2 separate regions of the Homo sapiens genome follow, and region 2 is linked to region 1. Evidence: chromatin loops called from intact Hi-C (ENCODE). Cell type or tissue: chondrocyte. All regions are shown on one strand. Links, peaks and the distances in the headings refer to the core of each region. The heading gives the core; the rest is flanking DNA.

Region 1 (9,084 bases), core at 629-8,628:
TTCACAACTTGGCTGCTTGGTGCAAGAGGCCTAGCTTTCAGCCTGTCTCAGTTTTGACATGCCTTCCTCACTAAGCTTAATGATTTCTAGCTTTTGATTTAAAGTGAGACATGTGCAACTCTTCACTTTAACACTTAGAAGCCACTGTAGGGCTTGTTTGTTTGTTTTGTTTTTGAGACAGAGTCTCACTCTGCCACTGGAGTGCGGTGGCGTGATCTCAGCTCACCCAACTTCAGCCTCCCAGGTTGAAGTGATTCTCCTGCCTCAGCCTCCTGAGTAGTTAGGATTACAGGCACCCGCCACCACACCTAGCTAATTTTTGTATATTTTTAGTAGAGACGGGGTTTCACCATGTTGGCCAGGCTGGTCTCCTGACCTCAAGTGACACACCCACCACAGCCTCCCAAAGTGCTGGGATTACAGGCATGAGCCATCACACCCGACCCCATTGTAGGGTTATTAACTGGCTTAATTTCAATATTGTTGTGTCTCAGAGGAGAGGCCCAAGGAGAGGGAGAGAGATGGAGGAATGGCCAGTGAGAGCAGTCAGAACACATACATTTATCGATTAAGTTCACCATCTTATATAGGTGCATTTCATTTTGCCATAAAACAATCACAATGGTGGCTGGGCACAGTGGCTCAAACCTGTAATCCCAGCACTTTGGGAGGCCGAGGTGGGCAGGCCACTTGAGCTTAGGAGTTCGAGACCAACCTCGTCTCTACAAAAAATACAAAAACTAGCTGGGCACAGTGGCACATGCCTGCAGTCCCAGCTACTTGGGAAGCAGAGGTGGAAGGATCACTTGAGGCTGGGAGGCGGAGGTTGCGGTGGGCCAAGATCACACCACTGCACTCCAGCCTGGGTGACAGAGTGAGACCCTGTCTCAAAAATAAATAAATAAATAATAAACAATCACAATAGTAACATCAAGGCTAGGCACAGTGGTTCAAGCCTGTAACCTCAGGGATCTGGGAGGCCAAGGCAAGAGGATTGCTTAAGTCCAGGAGTTCAAGACCAGCCTGGCCAACATAATGAGACCCCACCTCTAAAAAAATTAAAAAATTGAAAATTAGCTAGGCAGGTACCTGTAGTCCTACTTGGTAGGCTGAGCCAGGAGGACTGCTCAAACCCAGGAGTTCAAGGCTACGGTGAGCTATGATCACACTGCTGCACTCCAACCTGGGCAACAGAGTGAGACCCTGCCTCAAAAAAAAAAAAAAAGTTAACATCAAAGATCACTGATCACAGATCACCAGAACAGATATAATAATAATGAAAAAATCTGAACTATTCCAAGAATTAACAAAATACAACACAGAGACACTAAATGAACACATGCTGTTGGAAAAATGACGCCAACAGACTTTGTTGCCACAACCTTCAATTTGTCAAAACCGCATTATCTGCAAAGCACAATAAAGCAAAGCACAATAAAACAAGGTATGCCTGTACATGTGCCTGGTCATAATTGCAGTCAAGCATCTTTTCAGACTTATTGGTCATTCTTGTTTCCTTTTACTCTGAAATGTTTATATTATCTGCCCCTTTTTCTATTAGGTAATACGTCTTTTGCCTATTGGTCTGTAGGTGTTCTTTAAATAGTCGTGATATTAGTCATCTCTCAATGATATGCACTGCAAATGTCTTCTTCAAGTTTGTCTTAAATGTGCCAATCTTTGTCTTTAGGGTTTGTGTTTTGTGCATCTTGCTTAACACATTCTCCCCCTTTCCAATATTATAAAGATAGTCTCCTATATTTCTTTTTAGTAGTTTTTCTTTATGCGTTTAGGTCATTAATGCACCTGAAACTGATTTTTGTGTATGGCATAAGGCAGGATCTTATTTTCTTTTTGCCATTTGGATTACCAATTGTCCCAGTACAATTTCCTGAATGGGTCATTCTCTCCTCATTAATTTGTAAGAGCGCCTCTTGTCATACCTTAACTTTTCATATATGAATAGGTCTGCTAATAGGCTCTATTCTTCCATTGCTCTGTGACCATCCCTCTCATCTAAGGTTTAATATCGCAATCATCATAATCACTCACTTGAACTGCACACTAGAATTTGCAAAGCACTTTCAAATCCATTTTCCAATTCAAATCTCAAAATGGTCCTATGAGTTAGGCACTACTGTTCATATCTGTCTGGATGAAGAGCGTCAGGTTCATAAAGGTTAAGTGAATCATGGTCACTAGAGCATAAGTGTAATAAGAACAAGGACCCAATCTCATGTGTTCAGTTAGCACTCTTTCCACCAGACTCTGTTAGGTAAGGACAGGAACAATATCTTTCAAACAGCTCTCAAACACAGCTACGCTCTGTTCTCTGCTCACAACACCCAAAACAAACAAGCACCTTGTAAATAAACCAATGCTTTAACAACTATGTTTCTCGGGACAAACACGTTCATTATGTTCATCGTGAAAGTAAATTCAATCTTGAAAGTAACCCTGCTTTAGCTGGCCTCTTTGCTACCGTTCACCTCAAGCACAGACGATGCCACTGCTGAAGTCTTTATTGTCCACCATTTCTCCTCACATCAGCCGTGTTCTCTCATAGTCACTAGCCCTGCAGCATCCAAGACAGAATAGAGATGTGATGACTGGACAGTTCCCTGTGTCAGGATGGAGGGAGACAGAGCCAATGCCTCCAAACTGGAACTTAACACTTTAAAACTCACACTTACACATAAGCTGTGGGTCATGCTATAGAAAGCAGAGAGTGTTAAAGTGCTGTCCAAGAACCCCACACCTAGCTTAATGATAGACAAGAGTAGGTACTCCATAAACGATTTTTACTGAACAAATAAATGAAGTGCTTCATCCAGAGCCAGAACCACTGGTTTCTTTTCTTTTTTTTTTTTTTTGAGACGGAGTCTCGCTCTGTCCCCCAGGCTGGAGTGCAGTGGCGCAGTCTCGGCTCACTGCAAGCTCCACCTCCCGGGTTCACGCCATTCTCCTGCCTCAGCCTCCTGGTAGCTGGGACTATAGGCGCCCGCCACCACGCCTGGCTAATTTTTTTGTATTTTTAGTAGAGACGAGGTTTCACCGTGTTAGCCAGGATGGTCTCGATCTCCTGACCTCATGATCCGCCCGTCTCGGCCTCCCATAGTGCTGGGATTACAGGCATGAGCCACCACACCCGGCTGCTTTTCTTTCTTTTTTTTTTTTTTAAATAACAAATCTGCACATGTAAAACCACTGGTTTCAACAGGCCCTGCATAGAGCAATCAGTTGAGAAAGAAAAAAAAAAGGCAACCCGTGACACTCCAGAAGCAGGCATAGCACTCACAGCCAGGCCATGTTATTCTCCTATGGGACATAAACAATCTCACAGAATACCAACCTCAGACAAGGTTACTCTGAAATCCTCATAAAATGAGACAAAGGCCATTTCACAATTTTGTTATAAGCACAGACAAATACATAGTGGCTATGCCACTCACGAAATACCAAACACCCTTTGGCCAAATTGAGTGACTGCTACTCCTGTAGCAATTACAGTTTTGTTCTTATACTAGTCTCCCTGCCCTACAGGTAAGATTTATTCAGATACCCAACCACGAAACTCCCATATTTTCTTACAGGATCTTATCTGAAGTGAAACCCAACCTCCTTAACCCTCCCCTCCCCTAATCACCAACACCCAAATCCTATAATCAGTTCTAACACCCTCCTAATGAAACACCCCAGGGTTCCCCATGGAGTATGCTCTCTCAATGCAATGAGTAATAAACCCAACTTGTTTAACTACGGGTGTGTTATTGGTGGCCTTTGGGCATTGACACGGCTTAAGTCAGAGATTACAAGTGTCTAAAAGTCTATGCCTTTCTCTTTCTGGAACATTCTCCCAGTCTTAGTTTGACAAAAATAATTCTCATTTCTGGAAGTCATCACTAACTAAATGAAAGAAAGGTAACAAATTCCTTTAACACCAGATACCTGGTTCAACATCCAACTCCAATTCTACCAATAAACATACTCCTACACAAAACTTTTTGTTTGTATATGATACGCCTCCTTCTAGATAGCATGCCCTTGAAAAGCTGGGTCTGACTCACCTTTGTAAATCTGTACTACCTTACATGTGTTAGAGGATTGCTAACACATGTAAACACTCTTTTATGAGGGTAACATCATGCTTTTAAACTAATGGTAGTTGAAATATGGGTGCCTCAAAACTACAGATGTGAAACCCCAGAGAAAACAAAAACTCAATAAGGGGGAAAAATGATTTATTTTTCCCCAAAAATTTTTAGATGGTTACTTTTTTTTTTTTTTTTTTGAGACAGAGTTTCACTCTTGTTGCCCAGGCTGGAGTGCAATGGCACCATCTCAGCTCACCGCAACCTCCGCCTCCCGGGTTCAAGCAATTCTCCTGCCTCAGCCTCCCGAGTAGCCAACATAGTGAATTACACGCATGCACCACCATGCCCGGCTAATTTTGTATTTTTAGTAGAGATGGGGTTTCTCCATGTTGGTCAGGCTGGTGTCGAACTCCTGACCTCAGGTGATCCTCCCGCCTCGGCCTCCCAAAGTGTTGGCATTACAGGCGTGAGCCACAGCACCTGGCCTGTTCCGTACTTTTTTATTGACTGCTGGAAGAACCCTCTCTAGACGGGGACTTTGATCCCCATCTACAAAAGATTTTGTTTGTTTTTTCCTATTCTATTAAACCACCGTGGAGCAGTAGAGGGAGACAGCACAGAACATTTACTCATACTCTGACCCAAAAGTATAGCCTCAGTCTGGATGAACACATTAAACGACACACCATGCAATGTCATAGCCTATTTAAAGGCATTCTGGCCACTACTGTCTTCATCTTTCAACAGGAAAACTGTTTATATTCCAGAAGCAAAGATTATATTAAATTCAATAAATTCAAGTCGACACTCAGAAAGCACCTACATTTTACCGGATCCACGGGTGATCCAAGCAGATGCCTGTTCAGAGGCAGAGAGAGTTAAATGGAGTGAAAGAGATGACAAAGTGCCATAGATGTTAAGGAGAAGTTTCCAATAAGAATGACTGTAGAAAGAACCTTCCAGAGGCTGGGCGCGGTGGCTCATGCCTGTAATCCCAGCACTTTGGGAGGCCGAGACGGGTGGATCACCTGAGGTCAGAAGTTCGAGACCAGCCTGGCCAACATGGTGAAACCCTGTCGCTACTAAAAATACAAAAATTAGCCGGGCATGGTGGCACGCGTCTATAATCCCAGCTACTCGGGAGGCTGAGGCAGGAGAATCCCTTGAACCCGGGAGGCAGAGGTTGCGGTGAGCCGAGATCGCGCCATTGCACTCCAGCCTGGGCGACAAGAGCGAAACACCGTCTCAAAAAAAAGAAAAGAAAAAAAAAGAAAGAAAGAAAGAAAGAACCTTCCAGAATGAAAATTCCAGTTTCTCAAAGCCCAGAATCTTTAGTTTGGACAGAGACATGAGGATACACAGGTCCTGGAGTCTCCACTACTACGTGCCTTCAGCTTGCTTACATTAAGGGCCAAGGAGCTCAAACAGAAATGCTTAATGTAACTTAAGAACTTTTTAAGTTCTCTGTGCAACTCAGCAAACCTGAGCTCACAACCTTCAGAACAGAGGGGGAAATCACTTCCTCCAGCTCTTGTGAATTTTAAAATTAAAAGTAATGAGAATGATTTCCATCACTGAACGGTTGCGAGGTGGGTGTGGCCCCCCACCCCTCCCCCTCCCCCACCTCCGGCAGCGCCCAGCCTCAGTAACGTCCGAGGGGCCTGGCTGGACCTCTCAGGCCAGCGGCAGGCATTCAGCTACGGCCCAGCAAGCCGCTGTCACAACCGCACCCCTGACCCAACAAGCTCATCCCACATCTCGAAGGGCCCCAGCCAACTCGAACCCCGACGGCCAGGCAGCCAGGGCCGGGCCTGGGCTCCATGAAGGCCGCCGACTGCGAACAAAGAAGAGGCCCGGGGTAGCCTGAGAGGCCCAGGCCGAGCTCTCTGGGGACCCGAAGGTTCCTGCAGCCCTCGGGGGGTTGTGCCCCCGGCCCGAGATCTGCAGATGAGCCTCGAAAAGCGCCAGCACGCCGTAAGCGCACCGCGTCGCCGACCTTGTTGGCGCACTGCAGGCTCTCCGGCGCGCACGCGGACAAAGGGGGCAGGGGTCCTGGCGGGTACCCGGAGCCGCGATCCCGCGCGCTTCCCGCCGCCCGACCCGGCCTTTACCTGTACGTCACTCAGCTCCACGCGCAGATATAGCTCGCGGTGTCGCTGAGCCCAGTAGACATGCGGCGTCAACACCTGATTCTCCATGGCCACACTGCCCAGGGCGCGGGGAGGCTAGGCTCGCTGCGCCTCGCTGCCTCAGGTAGTGCTCTGCTGGCGCGAGCAGAAAGCAGGCCTCAAACCCTAGCGCTCCTGAGCGCCTGCAACCCGGCACCTCGAGATACCCCACGCTCGCGGGCCGCGCCTGCGCAGTGACGCGCCGGGATGGCGGCGGCGCCAGCAGCGGGCCTTGGCGCGAGCCGGGCGGGGGCGGGGCGCAGGCGGGATAGGGGCAGGCCGGGGCACAGAGACGCCGCAGCTCGCCGCGGCCGCCTAGGGAATTGGAATCAGCGGGTGGTCTGCTCTCCCCACTCGTCTTCAGGGACATGCTTTAAAATAAGCTTTAAAATAAAAAAGGCTGGAGACTTATGGGGGACCGATCAGCCTGGAAAAGGGTTTGGGACTGGTGTCTCTGGACGGTCCTTCGCATTCTGTTTACTGAGTACCTACTGTGTGCCTGGGTTTCAAAGCTAAACACTGGAACAACAGAAGTGAGACACAGTCCCTTCTGTCTTAGAACTCCCAGCCTATTAAAAGATGCAAGTAATTACAGATGAAATGAGGATAATAATGGTGATAGGGGACATGGTGTGGGAGCAGCGTGGAAGAGCGTTCCAACAAGGGAAAATAAAGACCAGGGCAGCGCTGCCCAATAAAACTGTAGGTGATGATGGAAATATTGCACATTGCGCTCTTTAATACGGTAGCCACTAGCCACATGAGGCTTTTGAGTACTTGAACTGAATAACCGAATTTTCAATTTTACTCACTTCTGTTTTTTTTTTGTTGTTGTTGTTGTTTTGTTTTGAGACGGAGTTTCTCTCTTGTTGCCCAGGCTGGAGTGCAATGGCGCGATCTCGGCTCACCGCAACCTCTGTCTCCCGGGTTCAAGTGATTCTCCTGCCTCAGCCTCCCGAGTAGCTGGGATTACAGGCATGCGCCACCGGCTAATTTTGTATTTTTAGTAGAGACGAGGTTTCTCCATGTTGGTCAGGCTGGTCTCGAACTCCCGACCTCAGGTGATCCGCCCGCCTTGGCCTCCCAAAGTGCTGAGATTATAGGCGTGAGACACCGCGCCCGGCCAACTTTATTCACTTCTAATTTAAACTTAAATATCCATATTTTTGGTGGCTATTCTATTGGACAGTGCAGGAGACTGTCTCAAAAAAATAGGAAACTCAAACTAGAGACAACACTCATTTATGTCTTACTTAAGCTGTCTTGTCTGTATCGGGTTTCATCCCCAAGTTCTTCTGCAGAGAAGAATTTAATGGGAAGAAATATTTATATGAAAACTAGAACTCTGGGACAAAAATGGAACTCATATTCAATCCTGTTAGCTCCCATTTATTTAGCAAAGTGATTCTATTAGCACCCGTTTGTTTAGCAGAGGGATCTAACGCTGAAAACAAATTCTGCTAGCTCTCTGGAAACATTTAGCTCAAGAGTGGACAGAATAAAATATAGAGAGTTTTCATATAATGAATGTGCTGAGCTCACAAAGAGTTTATGATGATAGGAACTGAGGGCCGTGGGAACCATTGTCAGACATTTGAGAGCCAACCCTTGAGAACGGGATGGTGAAATGCGAGTAGGAATTTGACTGAGTAAGAACCAGGTAGGCCGTGGAAGCACAGGGCGCTTGCTTCGTTCACAGGTGAAAAGATGTGGACCAGGTGCAGCGTCTCACGCGTGTAATCCCAGCACTTTGGGAGGACGAGGCGGGAGGATCGCTGGAGCCCAGGAGTTTGAGACCAGCCTGGGAAAAATGGCAATACACTGTCTCTACAAAAAATACAACAGTTAGCAGGGCGTGGTTGGCGCGCCCCTGGGGTCCGAGCTACTCGGGAGGCTAGGGTGGGAGAATTGCTTAAGCCCAGGAGGCGAGATCGCGCCACTGCACTCCAGCTTGGGTGACAGTGTGAGGCCCTGTCTTAAAATTTAAAAAAGAGAGAGGGTTGTGGAAGGAGGTTCTGCTGCTAGGGATTAAAGGCATAGAGGAGAGAGGTCGCCCTGAATCTGGAAAGGCAGAGGGTGCATTAGGAAAGTCTTTGTTTGCTTCACTGAGGTGCCTATACTGTATCCCACAGACACATGGGAGCCAAGGAAGTTTGTTAACCTGGAGATTAGTAAAATCAAATGTGCTCAGCAAGAAAGACCTGTCAGAGAGGAGGAGGAATTGGTAGTAGGCAAAGCAATGGGAGACCAATGCAATCTGCCAAGAATGAGTTGATGAAAGCAGTGACGTTGACAGTCTTGAATTTTAACGATAAAATATTTTTTATGATAAAGGTATTTTATTGTATTGTGTTTACTACAATGCAGATGCAATATGGGGCACTTTTTAAAAACATTGAGATGTAGTTTACATATAGAACATGGGTAAATCTTAAATATTCAGTTTAAGCTGAATTTTTCTATATGTATATATCCATGTAATTATCACCTAGATCAAGATCTGGAATATTTCCAGTATCCCAGAGGTTATTTCATGTTAAAATATCTTTGCCTCTCAGTAATTACTATCCTGATATATCACCATAGAGTCTTTTTTGTCTGTTCTGTTCTTGAATTTTATATAAATGGAACCTACAGTGTCTGGTTTCTTTTTCTTTTTTCTTTTTTTTTTTTTTGAGACAGAGTCTTGCTCTGTCACCCAGGATGGAGTGCAGTGGTGCAGTCTCGGCTCACTGCAACCTCGGCCTCCCAATTCAAGCGATTCTCCTGCCTCAGCCTCCCAAGTAGCTGGGATTACAGCTGTCCGCCATCACGCCCAGCTA
Region 2 (8,000 bases), core at 1-8,000, 120 kb after region 1:
CTGGGCATTTCGTAGAAATGAGATCATGCAAAATGTGGCATCTTATGATTGGCTTCCTTCACTTAGCGTCAAGTTTTCTTGCTACCTTGTAGCATGCATCAGTCCTTCATTCTTTTTGATGGCTGAGTAATCTATCCATTCATCAGGTGATGGGCTTTTGGGTTGTTTCCACTCATTGGCTATTATGAATAATGCTGCTATGAGGAAATTGAGCAGCAGGGGAAGACAGGCACAGAGGAATGCAGCAGTTTGTCCAAGGTCACAGTTAGTAAGGGGAGAGCCAGGATCCAGATGCAGGTGTTTCTCCTTGATTTGCCCCAGCCCCTGCATGGGTGACTCAGGAGCAGAGGCTGTGGGAGGTGGGGGGACATACACTGATGGCCCCGTGCTCCTCCTCTATGCAGGGGAGCTGCTGTTGCCCCAGGAGACGACTGTGGAGCTGAGCTGTGGAGTGGGGCCACTGCAAGTGATCCTGGGCCCAGAGCAGGCTGCAGTGCTAAACTGTAGCCTGGGGGCTGCTGCCGCTGGACCCCCCACCAGGGTGACCTGGAGCAAGGATGGGGACACCCTGCTGGAGCACGACCACTTACACCTGCTGCCCAATGGTTCCCTGTGGCTGTCCCAGCCACTAGCACCCAATGGCAGTGACGAGTCAGTCCCTGAGGCTGTGGGGGTCATTGAAGGCAACTATTCGTGCCTAGCCCACGGCCCCCTCGGAGTGCTGGCCAGCCAGACTGCTGTCGTCAAGCTTGCCAGTAAGTGCTTGCATCGGGCGGGGGTCTGAGGCTGAAACCCAGACTTGGGGTGTGCGAAGTGGGATCTGCAGTTAGTTACTTGCACAAATGCCTCTCTCTTGATCCCACTCCCCCTTTCCCTGCCTCCCATCCTGCTCAATAGGTCTCTTCCTGGTATTGTCTATCCTCATTCTTGGGTATTCCATAATCTTCCCGCTTCTTCTCCACTCCCCTGTTCCTTCTGCTTTTCTTTCCCTTTGAGTCCTAGAGTCTGGGCTTGTGCTGTCCTCCAGGGAGCCTGCCAGAGTGCCCCCTTTGTGTCAGAGGCACAAAGCTGCCTCCTAAGGGAGCTCCTGCCTGCACGGCAGGTGGAACATGTGGAGCCAAACCCCACGCTCCAGCCTTACCCCTTAGGGGGCTCTCAGGAGGCACAGATCACCATGAAGTAACTTTCAGGCCAGAAGAAGTGTGCATCTTACTGTATAGTTTGACCATCATGATGATGTTGGGCAGGGGGGCTTTGGAATTCATTCTGCTGGCAGTATCTGACCGCTAATCACCACTTCTTGTTGTGTCTCCCTCGGTCTGAATTGGCTCTGCTGTGTGTTTCTGTGACTGTGTGTTTCTGTGTCTCCATGCGGATGTGTTTCACTGTTTGTGCTTGCTGTGGCTTCTCTCTCCTATTCTTTTCCCGTCCCTGCCTGTGTCTCACTGTCCCCAGCACTCGCAGACTTCTCTCTGCACCCGGAGTCTCAGACGGTGGAGGAGAACGGGACAGCTCGCTTTGAGTGCCACATTGAAGGGCTGCCAGCTCCCATCATTACTTGGGAGAAGGACCAGGTGACATTGCCTGAGGAGCCTCGGTGAGTGCCCTGTAGGGGAGCGGGTCCTGGTAGGCAGGGCAGAGAGGGCTCTGGGGTGTGCTCAGAACTGAGATTCTTAGAGTCGAGGTAGCTGCATTTACCTAAGCTGACTTGAGTGTTAACCACCGCCTGACTCCTGGCTCATGTCTAGTCCCAAAGAGAAGTTGGACAAGAAGTTTTTGCTCCCTGGGAGGAAGCCACCCATTGAGCTGTGGAGCCTGGGTAGGTGTAGTAGTAGAGTCCTTCCCAGCACATCTAGTCCAACCACTTGCTTTATTGTGGAGACTGAAGGCCAGAGAGGAGCTGTGGCTTATCCCAAGCCGTACCATGAGCCATTGGCAGAATGTTGGTTGTCTGTTGAGGGCTCCCCGAGGCTGCTGGGAAGGTTTTCTCTTTTCAGGGTTCCTCCGGAGTTTCCACTCTAGATGCATAACTTCTCTTCCTCTCTCAATTCCATCCAGTGGGGCGTAGCCCTCTGAGAAGTGAATTGTAGAGGTCTTTCCTCTTTCACTCTCCTCTTTCCCTGTAAAGGCAATGGATGGGTAGAGCAATCCCAGGGAAGAGTTTCCAAGGCGGAAGGGAAGCAGAGGCTAGACCTTGGACTTGGTCCCTCTTGTGGCTTCCTGGGTAGGTCCAGATGTGTATGCAGCGTACCAGAAACCACAAGGCTCATTTGCATCTGTGGTCTCTGAGTTGGTCTCATGACTCAGTCATCACCCCCTGGATTCTTACGTATCTTTGGAAATGTGGCTCCAAGGCCTTTCCCAGCCACCCTGCAGTCCTCTCCCTATATCTCGGTAGCTGTAGTTACCAGCTAGATCCTTCTCCCGTCCTGGTGGAGGTGGGGCTCCTTGGGCTCTGAAACACTGCCCTTTCTCCCCTGGATCCAACCTTCTGTTGCCTGTGTTGCATTGTCCCAGCTCCTCTGACTTTTGCCCATGTGTAGGTAAGGATGGGGGTTGTAGGAGAAACTTCGGGGTAGAAAAGCCACAGGACAGTTGTGAGGGAGGAAGAGGGTGAGAGGTCCATACATAAGAGATCCTGGCTGGGTGTGGTGACTCATGCCTGTAATCCCAACCTTTTGGGAGGACGAAGCAGGAGGATCACTTGAGCCCAGGAGTTCAAGACCAGCCTATGCAAAATATCAAAACCCAGTTTCTATAAAACAATACAAAAATTAGCCCAGTGTGGCAGTGTGGTGCCTGTGGTCCCCGCTACTTGGAAGGCTGAGCGAGATCACTTGGAGGTTCAGGCTACAGTGAGCTGGAATAATGCCACTGCATTCCAGCCAGCCTGGGTGACACACCGAGACCCTGTCTCAAAAAAAAAAAAAAAAAAAGAGAGAGACATCCTGTTGACTTTGGTGATGGGTTAGCCCCACTGGTCCTCAGAGAGTCACTTCTCACCCAGTCTATTCTCCTTCCCACCTATAAAATGAAAGGGGGAAACAAATGAAAATTGATTTAGATTGTGGTTTCCCAAAGCGTGGCCTTTATAGAATGTTAGTCCCTTTAAATGCTTCTTGAATGAAGTATTCTATGATCAAATAAGAACAGGAAACTGCCTGTAAATCTCCCTCCTGGAGTTGGCAAGGCCCTGAGAAGTGCTGTATCGAGAATCCTGTTGACCTTGTTTAACGAAGCACTTCCTAGGCTCGTTTGCCCAGGAGCCCCTTAACATCCCATGAATGAGCATTCTAGAGGGTGAACCCTGGGAAATGCTGACCCAGCCTTTCTAACACTGACATTTGAAGTTCTGTGCCTTTCTAAATGTGGAGCCTGTCACCACTGTGTGATGATGGGTGCCTCCTGGGAGTTCCATGAACCCAGAACAGATGAGCTAGGCAGGAGAGAACCACGCGAGAGCCTACTCCTGATGCCCCCCAGAGAGGGTAGCAGAAGGCAGCAAAATCTCCCCATGTTGAAAGTCACAACATGAACCACTTAATGGGAGTGTACCTTGGGCCAGGCACGTGCTGAGCCTTTTACATGTTTTCTCACTTAACCCTTCCAATCATCCTTTAATGTAGGTATTTCTTATTTTCACATTTTCCTCTATTTACTTTTAATTGATATTCCAGCAGATGCATTTTTAAAATTCATATCAATATGGCTGGGCGCGGTGACTCACGCCTGTACTCCCAACACTTTGGGAGCCAAGGCGGGCGGATCGCTTGAGCTCAGGAGTTAGAGACCAACCTGGGCAATATGGTGAAATGTCATCTCTCAAAAAATACAAAACTTAGGCCGGGCGCGGTGGCTCACGCCTGTAATCCCAGCACTTTGGGAGGCTGAGGCGGGCGGATCACAAGGTCAGGAGTTCGAGACCAGCCTGACCAACATGGTGAAACCCTATCTCTACTAAAAAAAAAAAAAATACAAAAATTATCCAGGCGTGGTGACGCATGCCTGTAATCCCAGCTACTCAGGAGGCTGAGGCAGGAGAATCACTTGAACCCGGGAGGTGGAGCTTGCAGTGAGCCAAAATTGAGCCACTTCACCTGTCACCCAGGCTGGAATGAAAATACAAAACTTAGGCCAGGTGCAGTGGCTCACGCCTGTAATCCCAGCACTTTGGGGGGCTGAGGTAGGTGGATCATCTGAGGTCAGGAGTTCAAGACCAGCCTGGCCAACATGGTGAAACCCCGTCTGTACCAAAATTACAAAAATTAGCTGGACATGGTGGCAGGCGCCTATAAACCCAGCTACTCAGGAGGCTGAGGCAGGAGAATCGCTTGAACCCAGAAGGTAGAGGTTGCAGTAAGCCAAGATCACACCATTGCACTCCAGCCTGGGTGACAGAGGAAGACTCCGTCTCAGAATAATAATAATAATAATAAATTATATTGTACATACTAGGTTTTTTGTTGAATCATCTTTTTTTTTTTTCAAAAACAAAAATGGGATTATGTTGCAATTTTAATTTTTTTTTCACTTACCACTTGATAAACATCCTTCCAGGTCTGTACATATGGATATGGTAGGTATTTTTATCTGGATTGTTAAATGAGGGATTGGAGGATCAGAGGCAGAAATAACTTGCCCCAGGTCACACAGCTTAGTACTCAGAGTGTCAGACTCCAGCGACCTGCGTGGAGGATACACAGGCCTCTGGTAGGTGTCATTTGGTGGCTGGGTGCGGAACCTGTGAGGTCTGAAGAAGTTTGTATCACATTACAACTTTAATTTTTTAAAAAATTAATGGTGGATTTAGAAATCTGTAGTCCAACTGTGGCTGGGAGCAGAGAAGTTACTTCCCCAAAGCTTCTCAGCACACCAGTGGGTTTCAGACCTCCCCACCACCCCCAACGTCTAGCTCAGGCGTCATCCCGTGAAGCCACAAACCTAACCCAGGAGGCCAGAGCTGCCAGTTTTTGGACTCTGGGAGTGTTTGCCCCCAAGTCCTCTGAAAAGTGATCCTCATCTATAAATAAGCTAGGCTCGCATGTCCCGGCACATTGTGTGGGGGGAATAAAGAAATGTCTAAAACAGCAACTTGATTATGCCCAAGGTATGTATTTTTACACATGCCCAGATATAGTGCATGCACAAATATGCTATTCATAAACTCAGCCCAGTGGTTTGAAGGAGACCGTATGCCTTGGTGTAACGTGGCACATGTGCAGTTAATAAACACACTGCGTCAGGGTGTATGTGCTTCGTTTGGAACTGATGGTAAAGACTAGACCCCAAGGCAAATCCCCGGTACTCATACTATTTTCTAATAATAGGGGATAATCTAGGGGATAATTTTTCTTTCATGGGAACTAGTAATCAATGAGAGCAATGTTTCCCAAATCCCAGGTATTCAAAAACCACCTTCATAATTGTGACCATACTTATACCATTTACACAACCACTTCATAATTTTCTTTACATCAACTCGCTCTTTCGTAACTTGAACACATTTTAAAAGGGAACATTATCTCACTGCAATAAAATGGAAAACCAGCAACACTTGCCATAAATAGAAGATAGCCATAAAAATAAATAATGTAACTTCTAGGATAAAAAGCCATGTATCTGGATCCACTTGAAATCATTTTGTTATCGCCATTCACTCACATTTTAAGAAACATGGAACTAAGGGACTTAAATAACATGGGCTCCGGCCCTACCCTCTCCCAGTGGTTACCATTTCTGTCAATCTCATGTGACTTCCAGCCAGTATCCCCTTGCCCTGGGTGGATCTCAAGGGCTTAGGGTGGGGGCTCCTTGGCCCTTGGGAAATTCAGAGCAGCTGCGTCATTTCTTCTGTGTTCTTTAATCCTCGGGGCCCAAGTGGCCTTTTGTGGGTAGGAGCAGCAGACTCAGGTTTGAGGCTGGAAAAAGAATCATCCCTTCCTTTCGAGTTGAGATTGTTTTTCATTTTATAAGTAGCTTTTATTTTATTTGAAATTTGAATTTCTCTTAAAATGGTAGAGTATACCAACTTTACAGAAAGGGGAAAAAAGTCACCTACTGACTGAACACAGCTTTTACCAATTTGAGCGTCTCCTTGCAGTCTTTTGAAATACGTATATGGGTTACACCATTGTAAACATGTGTTCAGAGCTTGCAATTCATAAATATGTTTATGTCCGTTATCTAATGTGAGCTCAAAACACAATAAGAGGGTCAGGGTTGTGAAGAAGGCAGGACAGGAATTATTTAACCCATTTTTCAAATGAGAAAACTGTGGCCCAGATACAGAATGTCACTTGCTAAAATCACATACATTGAAACCAGTTCTCTCCAGCATGTCACAGTGCTTCTGTGTTAGAGCCCAAGTTACAAACCAAAGTGTACAAGGGCACAGATTATTAGCAATTTACATTTAAAAATTTTTATATTTCCTAACTGATACATATTAATTGCAAAAAAAAAAAACCCACTTAACAGGCACAATAAATAAGAATCCCCCGTAATCTCACTCCTACAGAAAACCCCCATAAACCACACGAGCTTTGCCACCTGTGGCTTTTTCTATGTATATCCTAATATAACTTTTCTCTATTTTCTAAAAGTAGAATTTCTTCATAAACACTGTTTTTTTACTCCCCCCCCCCCACTAACTAATATATTTTGAACACTTTTCCAAGGACAGAGCTTCTAAAAACACATTTTAGCAAAGCAAAAGATTTTTTTGAGTCAGGGACTCACTCTGCCACCCAGGTTGGAGTGCGGTGGCACAATCACTGCTCACTGCAGCCTCTACCTCCCGGTCTCAAGCAATCTCCCCACTTCAGCCTCCTGAATAGCTGGAACTACAGATGTGCACCACCATGCCTTGGCTAATTTTTGTATTTTTTGTAGAGACTGGGTTTTGCCATGTTGCCCAGGCTGGTCTCCAACTCCTGGCCTCAAGCAATCCTCCTGCCTCTGCCTCCCAAAAAGCCCGGCCAGAAAAGATTTTAGATGAACCCTAAAAGTGGTTCCATCTTGCCTCTATTGGCTGCAGCAATAGCACCATATCTGGGGAAAGGAATTCATTCATTCATTAATTTGTTCATTCATTCATTCATTCACTCAATCACATCATTAAGGGAATGTTATTTTTTCAAAGGAGAGACTACCTCTTGAGTACTTGGAGCACAATATTCCCTGGAAAGACCTAGAAACACTGGGGTTAGGAAATGTAGGCAGTTCCCAGCAGCATAGTCAGCTCGCTAGTTCGAGGGAGGAAAAGAGGAGAAAGAAAGGTCTTGGAGGAAGAGCACGTTAGATGGATGGGGGTGGGGCCTGTTTTCTAGGTGGGTCCTACTTGTCCTTCCCCAATTCGTCCTTTCCTGTCAGTTCTTCTCTGGCAGCAGACTGGGTCCTGGCCCAGGATTTTGCTCCAGCCACACTTGTCTCCCTGTCCCTTTCTCTCGCTCTGCCCCAGCACTTATGTAGGCAGCTGTTGGAGCTGAGGGTGAGAGGCTGGGGGCAGAGGTGGGTTTGCCTGTGTGATGCAGGAAAGAGCAGGGCATATTTATGCTTTTTTTCTCTAAGTCCTTTAAGTCTTTGGGCCACAGCAGGTTTGTAGGGCCCCTGTTTAGAACATTCTTCCTCCCCAGCCTTTGAACTACTTCTCCTGTTCCATGTTTAGATTTTTTTAGACCCCACTTCCCCAGGAGCTAAGGGATCTCCACCAAGCGCACAACTGCCCCCTTCCCTCTCTGACCTTGGCCCAGCCTACATCCCAGAGGCCAGCACCATTTGCTCTGTTGAGAAACTAGGATTCTCAACCTGGAGCTGACCCTGTAGGGATCCCAGTTGGAGGATTCCGAGGGACCCATTCACCCCCTCCTTAGGTCGGAGCCCACTCTGGTCTCCACCACCCCAACCCCCATGGAGACCTCCCTATCCCAGATTACATCGTTTCTCAAGTAAGGTCTCTGGACCTTTCTATTTCTTTAGCCCAGAGGGCAGGGAACACCCTC

The links. A loop is a pair of places that touch in the nucleus more often than their neighbours do. Peaks named below come from ENCODE experiments on the same cell type or tissue, not always from the same donor. Only the 100,000 strongest peaks of a DNase experiment are listed, where the experiment ranks them.
Region 2: it touches region 1 in a loop (2.6-fold over the local background); 2 of 110 quality-filtered maps call a loop at or near these places.

What each region holds. Positions count from the first base shown.
Region 1 is chr15:65,527,840-65,536,923 of GRCh38, reverse strand. It overlaps HACD3 (3-hydroxyacyl-CoA dehydratase 3), which reads right to left and starts at 6,461. Exons shown (of 11, transcript NM_016395.4): 1 at 6,206-6,461. The coding sequence starts at 6,292. RefSeq lists a silencer at 6,379-6,598 and an enhancer at 7,637-8,137. In chondrocyte, for the core only: a CTCF peak has its summit at 4,690; DNase peaks (open chromatin) are centred at 5,997 and 6,464.
Region 2 is chr15:65,403,775-65,411,774 of GRCh38, reverse strand. IGDCC4 (immunoglobulin superfamily DCC subclass member 4) reads left to right here. Exons shown (of 20, transcript NM_020962.3): 2 at 405-755; 3 at 1,456-1,597. Among named protein-coding and RNA genes, the nearest start is that of IGDCC4, 15 kb to the left of the region's middle. RefSeq lists an enhancer at 519-1,176. In chondrocyte, for the core only: no CTCF peak of the experiment used is centred there; no DNase peak of the experiment used is centred there.